2 separate regions of the Homo sapiens genome follow, and region 2 is linked to region 1. Evidence: read pairs that join two places in POLR2A ChIA-PET (ENCODE). Cell type or tissue: IMR-90. All regions are shown on one strand. Links, peaks and the distances in the headings refer to the core of each region. The heading gives the core; the rest is flanking DNA.

The links. Peaks named below come from ENCODE experiments on the same cell type or tissue, not always from the same donor. Only the 100,000 strongest peaks of a DNase experiment are listed, where the experiment ranks them.
Region 2: POLR2A ChIA-PET joins it to region 1 with 9 read pairs; 6 of 35 experiments call an interaction of 5 or more read pairs at or near these places.

The regions. Positions count from the first base shown.
Region 1 is chr20:36,846,843-36,849,754 of GRCh38, reverse strand. All of the region lies in intron 1 of MTCL2 (microtubule crosslinking factor 2), which reads left to right. Among named protein-coding and RNA genes, the nearest start is that of MTCL2, 15 kb to the left of the region's middle. In IMR-90, for the core only: no CTCF peak of the experiment used is centred there; DNase peaks (open chromatin) are centred at 1,284 and 2,504; H3K27ac peaks cover 2,004 bases.
Region 2 is chr20:36,905,604-36,908,515 of GRCh38, reverse strand. The region is part of intron 11 of SAMHD1 (SAM and HD domain containing deoxynucleoside triphosphate triphosphohydrolase 1); the gene reads left to right. Among named protein-coding and RNA genes, the nearest start is that of TLDC2, 31 kb to the right of the region's middle. In IMR-90, for the core only: no CTCF peak of the experiment used is centred there; no DNase peak of the experiment used is centred there.

The sequences.
Region 1 (2,912 bases), core at 201-2,700:
CCCGCTGTCCTCAGTGTACAAACGTAAATCATTTTATATCTGCGTGGGTTTCTGATAGAAAGTAATCTTTCTTAGAACACTTAAAGTGTGATTTACCAGCCCAGGCTGGTAAATCACTAAAGCAAGACCCCCTCTCTACAAAAAATACAACATTCAGCCAGGCATGGTGGTGTGTGCCAGTAGTCCCAGCTACTCAGGAGGCTGAAGTGGGAGGATGACTTTAGTCCAAGAGGTCAAGGCTACAGTGAGCTGTGATCAAGCCACTGTGCTCCAGCCTGGGTGACACAGAGGGACCCTGTCTTAAAGAATAAAATAAGTAAAAAGTGTGATTTGAAAGTGGAGCTCTGCTTCTCCCGCCTGTATTTCATTTCAACATTTAAAGTTATATCTTATTTTGGCTGGGTGCGGTGGCTCACACCTGTAATCCCAGCACTTTGGGAGGCCGAGGCGGGTGGATTACCTGTCAGGAGTTCAAGACCAGACTGTCTAACGAGGCGAAACCCCGTCTCTACTAAAAATACAAAAATTAGCCAAGCGTGGTGCTGCATGCCTGTAATCCCAGCTACTCGGGAGGCTGAGGTGGGAGAATCGTTTGAACCCCAGAGGCAGAGGTTGCAGTGAGCTGAGATTGCACCATTGCACTCCAGCCTGGGTAACAAGAGTGAAACTCCGTCACAAAAAAAAAAAAAAAAAAGGAAACCAACTATATTGAAACACAGTTATTAAAGTATTTTTAAATTACAACATAGTAATATGTGTGCTTATTAACTCATAAATTCTGGTGACAGATCTAACTAGCATAATTTCAAACTACTGATGAGTGTAAATAATATTTTGACATTTTTGCAGCAACTGTTATATGATATGAAAATACCTGTGATTTTTTTTTGGTGGCAAAGTCACAGATATTACTCATATAATGATGATTTGTTCATAGGCCCAGAATAGAAGGAAATGCTACATTTTACTTAGAGGTCAGTGAAAAGGAAGATGTGATTTTCCAAGTTCATGGACTCCCTGAGTTCTGGTTCCAAGGAAAGATCTTGAAGTTGGTGGTTGGACTTTGAGTCCTGCTTGGAGGTCTCACCCCCTCCCCCTGCCTGTTTGCGTGTGCTTGGGCACCACCCACCTTCCCTGTGCTTCTCTGAAGTTCTTCATCTGTAGAACATGGATGATGGTTCCTGTCTTTCCTTACTGGGAGTGGGGGGTTCAGTGAGGATCTGTGAGATGATTCAGATGGAATGTCTTTGTAAACTGTGAAGCCCTCTGCTGCTGTGCAAGATCTTGCTATTATTAGCAGTAGTGTGAGCTCATGTTTGGCTGTCCGGCCCAGCCGGGACCAAGAGGCTCTTCCTGGACAATTCTCCCAGGATTCTTGGGAATCAGTCCATCGAGGGGAGCAGGTTTGCCTTTGAGAGGCTGCTTCCTGCAGGCTGAGCTCATGGTTTGGCAGGGGGTGGACAGAGATGCACCTTGTGGGCAGGGAGTGGGTGGGTGAGCAGGAGGTTCCCTACGTAGACAGACCCTGCCTACCCTCCTTGGGTGGCATAGGGATCTGCGACCAGTTCTGATCTGCCCAGGCTCTCCCTCTCTCATTTTTATTTAGAGACAGGGGTCTCACTCTGTCACCTAGCCTGGAGTGCAGTGGTGCACTCATGGCTCACAGCAGCCTGGAACTCCTGGGCTCAAGTGAACCTCCTGCCTCAGCCTCCTGAGTAGCTGGGGACTACAGGCACATGCCCAGCTAAGTTTTTAAAATTTTTTATTTTTTTGTAGAGACGGAGACTCACTGTGTTGCCAAGGCTGGTCTTGAACTCCTGTCTTCCTAACTCTTTGCAGCTGGCTGGGAGTTGTGGACTGGGCAGGACAGAAGCTATACTCTTTTTTTTTTTTTTTTTTTTGAGTCAGACTGTCTCTGTGTCACTCAGGCTGGAGTGTAGTGGTGCAATCCTTGCTTATTGCAGCCTCAACCTCCCAAGCTCAAGTGATCCTCCTGTTGCAGCCTCCTGAGTATCTGAGGCTACAGGTGTACAGCACCATGCCTGGCTAATTTTTAATTTTTTTGTAGAGATGGGGTCTCGCTATGTTGTCCAGGCTGGTCTCAAACTCCTGAGCTCAAGGGATCTTCCCTCTTTGGCCTCTGCAAAGTGTTGCGATTACAGGCGTGAGCCACCGCGCCTGGCCCCATACTCATTCTTTAATTCCTACATCTACCCATAGACAGTGACAGGTACCTGCTCTGTGCCACGGTCTGCCCTGGGTGATGCTGAGGACTAGACACAAACCAGCCCCTGCCCTTCTCCCTAGCTCTTGGGGAAGATTGACATGAAAACAGACAAATACAACCTAAAATTACCAGCACAACGGACCATAGATTTCAGAGTGTGGGGTTTGAATCAGAGTCTGGGAAGGAAATGTTCTGGAAGGATGAGATAGTCAGGAGTCAGCCTGGCAAAGGCCGTTCTAGCAGAGGGAATAGCTGAACAAATTGGAAGAGCACAGTTATGACGCACTGACCCAGGGCCACGTGGCTTGTTTGGAATCCAGCCCCGCAGGTCCCTTGCTCAAGCAGCTCTGCGAAGCTTCTGAGCCTCGTCTCCTCATCTGCAAAACAGGAACGTTTTCAGCACCTACCTCACAGGGTCGGTAAGAGGATTAAACTGTCAACTGATAATGCACGTACTGCCTGTGCGGGGGCCTGGTAATTAGTGAGCCTCCTAATAGGTGGTAGCCGTGTTTTGTTTGTTGAAACAGTCTGTCTCTGTCGCCCAGGCTGGAGTGCATTGTTGCAATCTCAGCTCACTGCAACCTCTGCCTCTGGGTTTCAAGCGATTCTCCTGCCTCAGCCTCCCGAGTAGCTGGGATTACAGGCACACGCCACCAAGCCTGGCTAATTTTTTTGTATTTTTTTG
Region 2 (2,912 bases), core at 247-2,746, 59 kb before region 1:
CTATAATCCCAGCACTCTGGGAAACCAAGGCAGTTGGATCGCTTGAGCCCAGGAGTTTGAGACCAGCCTGGGCAACATGGTGAAACCCTGTTTCTAAAAAATTTAAAAATTAGCCCTGGTGGTGCGTGCCTGTAGTCCCAGCTACTCAGGATGCTGAGGTTGGGGGGATCACTGGAGCCCAGGAGGCCGGGGTTGCAGTGAGCCAAGATTGCACCACTGAAGTCCAGCCTGGGTAACAGAGCGAGACCCTGTATCAAATAATAATAATAATGATAGAGAAAAAATTTAAAAATTAAATTACAAGAACTATATACATTGTTCTTTAAAAATATACATGTAAGGCTAGGCAGGGTGGCTCACGCCTATAATCCCAACACCTTGGGAGGCTGAGGCAGGTGGATCACTTGAGTTCAGGAGTTCAAGACCAGCCTGACCAACATGGTGAAACCCTGTCTCTACTAAAAATACAAAGTATTAGCTGGGCGTGCTGGCGGGTGCCTGTAGTCCCAGCTACTCGGAGACTGAGGCACGAGAATCAATTGAACCCAGGAGGCGGAGGCTGCAATTAGCTGAGATGGCATCACTGTATTCCAGCCTGGATGACAGAGCAAGACTCCTTCTCAAAAATAAAATAAATAAATAAGTAAAATAAAAGTTAAAAAAAAAATTGAACAAGCTGAAGATATTTACTTTTAATTTTCATTCATAATAATGCAAGTGATGCCATATTTTAAAAAGTCAGCCAGGCATGGTGGCTTACGCCTGTAATCCCAGCACTTTGGGAGGCCGAAGTGGGCAGATACGAGGTCAGGAGTTCGAGACCAGCCTGGCGCCTGTAATCCCAGCTACTCTGGAGGCTGAGGCAGGAGAATCATTTGCACCCAGGAGGCGGAGGTTGCAGTGAGCTGAGATCGCACCATTGCACTCCAGCCTGGGTAACAGGGTGAGTCTGTCTAAAAAAAAAAAAAAAAAAAAAGTCATCTTTATCCAGGTGTGGCGGCATGTGCCTTTAGTCCCAGCTGTTCAAGAGACTAAGGCAGGAAGATTAATTTTTTCAAATTATATTTACATTTAAACTAGCTTTTGGTTTAGCTGGGCATGGTGGCATGTGCCTATAGTCCCAGTTACTCAGGAGGCTGAGGCGTGAGGATTGCCTGAGTCCAGGAGGTCGAGGATGCAGTGAGCCATGATCACGTGCCACTTCACTCCAGCCTGACAACAGAGCGAGACCCTGTCTCAAAAACAAACAAAAAAAAATTTAGCCAGGCATGGTGGTGTACGTCTGTAGTCACAGCTGCTCAAGGGCTGAGGCAGGAGGATTGCTTGAGCACAGGACTTTGATGCTGCAGTGAACTATGATCGCGCCACTGCACTTCAGCCTAGGCCACAGAACCTGACCTTGTCTCCTTAAAAAAAAAAAAAAAGGCCAGGTGCAGTGGCTCATACCTGGAATCCCAGCACTTTGGGAGGCTGAGGCGGGTGGATCACTTGAGGCCAGGAGTTCGAGACCAGCCTGGCCAACATGGGGAAACCCAATCTCTACTGAAAATACAAAAATTAGCTGGGTGTGGTGGCATGTACCTGTAGTTCCAGCTACTCAGGAGGCTGAGGCACGAGAATCACTTGAACCTAGGAGGTAGAGGTTGCAGTGAGCCAAGATCACGCCACCGCACTCCAACTTGGGTGACAAAGCAAGACTCTGTCTCAAAAAAAAAAAAATTGCACAGATATATATATATGGAGAAAGCGCATGCAGAAAAACATTAACAATTGTTGAATTTAAGTGAAGGATATTTTATTTTGAAATTTTTCAAAATAAAAATTGGGAGAAAATGAAAGAAAGGAAAAACATTTCTTCTACTCTCATCATCGAATGGGACATTAAAAAATCATTGTTTTATTATTATAGAAATTTACAAAGCCATGTACCTGTCACTTAGCTTCAACAGTTATCAACACATGGCAGTTTTGCTTCATCTACCCACTCTTGTCAAACACTGGACAATTTAGAAGCAGATCCTAGACATAATTTTGCTTGTAAATACTTCAGGACCGTTCTCTTTTTATTATTTTTATTTTTTAGATAGTGTCACTCTGTCACCCAGGTGGGAGTGCAGTGGCGCCATCTCGGCTCACTGCAACCTCCACCTCCAGGGTTCAAGCGATTCTCCTGCCTCAACCTCCTGAGTAGTTGGGACCACAGGCATGCACCGCCATGCCCGGCTAATTTTTGTATTTTTGGTAGAGGCAGGGTTTTGCCATGTTGGCCAGGCTGGTCTCAAGCTCCTGACCTCAGGTGATCCACCTGCCTTGGCCTCCCAAATTGCTGGGATCACAGGTGTGAGCCACAGCGCCTAGCCACCATTCTTTCTTAAAGACAAAATAAAACATGTCAACAATAAATCCATACACCTTTATGTGCCCATCACCCAGCTCAGCAGTCATCAACTCCAATGCAGTCTTATTTCTCTCTATCCTTCCCCACTCTCTGGATTACCTGGAAGTAAATCCAAGACATTGACAGGAACTTTTTTTTTTTTTTGAGACAGTCTCTCGCTCTTGTTGCCCAGGCTTGAGTGCAATGGCACAATCTTGGCTCACCGTAACCTCCACTTTCCGGGGTCAAGCAATTCTCCTGCCTCAGCCTCCTGAGTAGCTGGGATTACAGGCGCCCGCCACTACACCCAGCTAATTTTTTTGTATTGTTAGTAGAGACAGGATTTCACCATGTTGGACAGGCTGGTCTTGAACTCCTTACCTCAAGTGATCCGCCCGCCTCGGCCTCTCAGAGTGCTGGGATTGCAGGCATGAGCCACTATGACTGGCCGACTGGAACAGTTTTAAAAGGTTTTTTCACTTAAATCTTTTAAAAATTTTTCTCACATTGCTAAAATAATAATGTACCTACATTT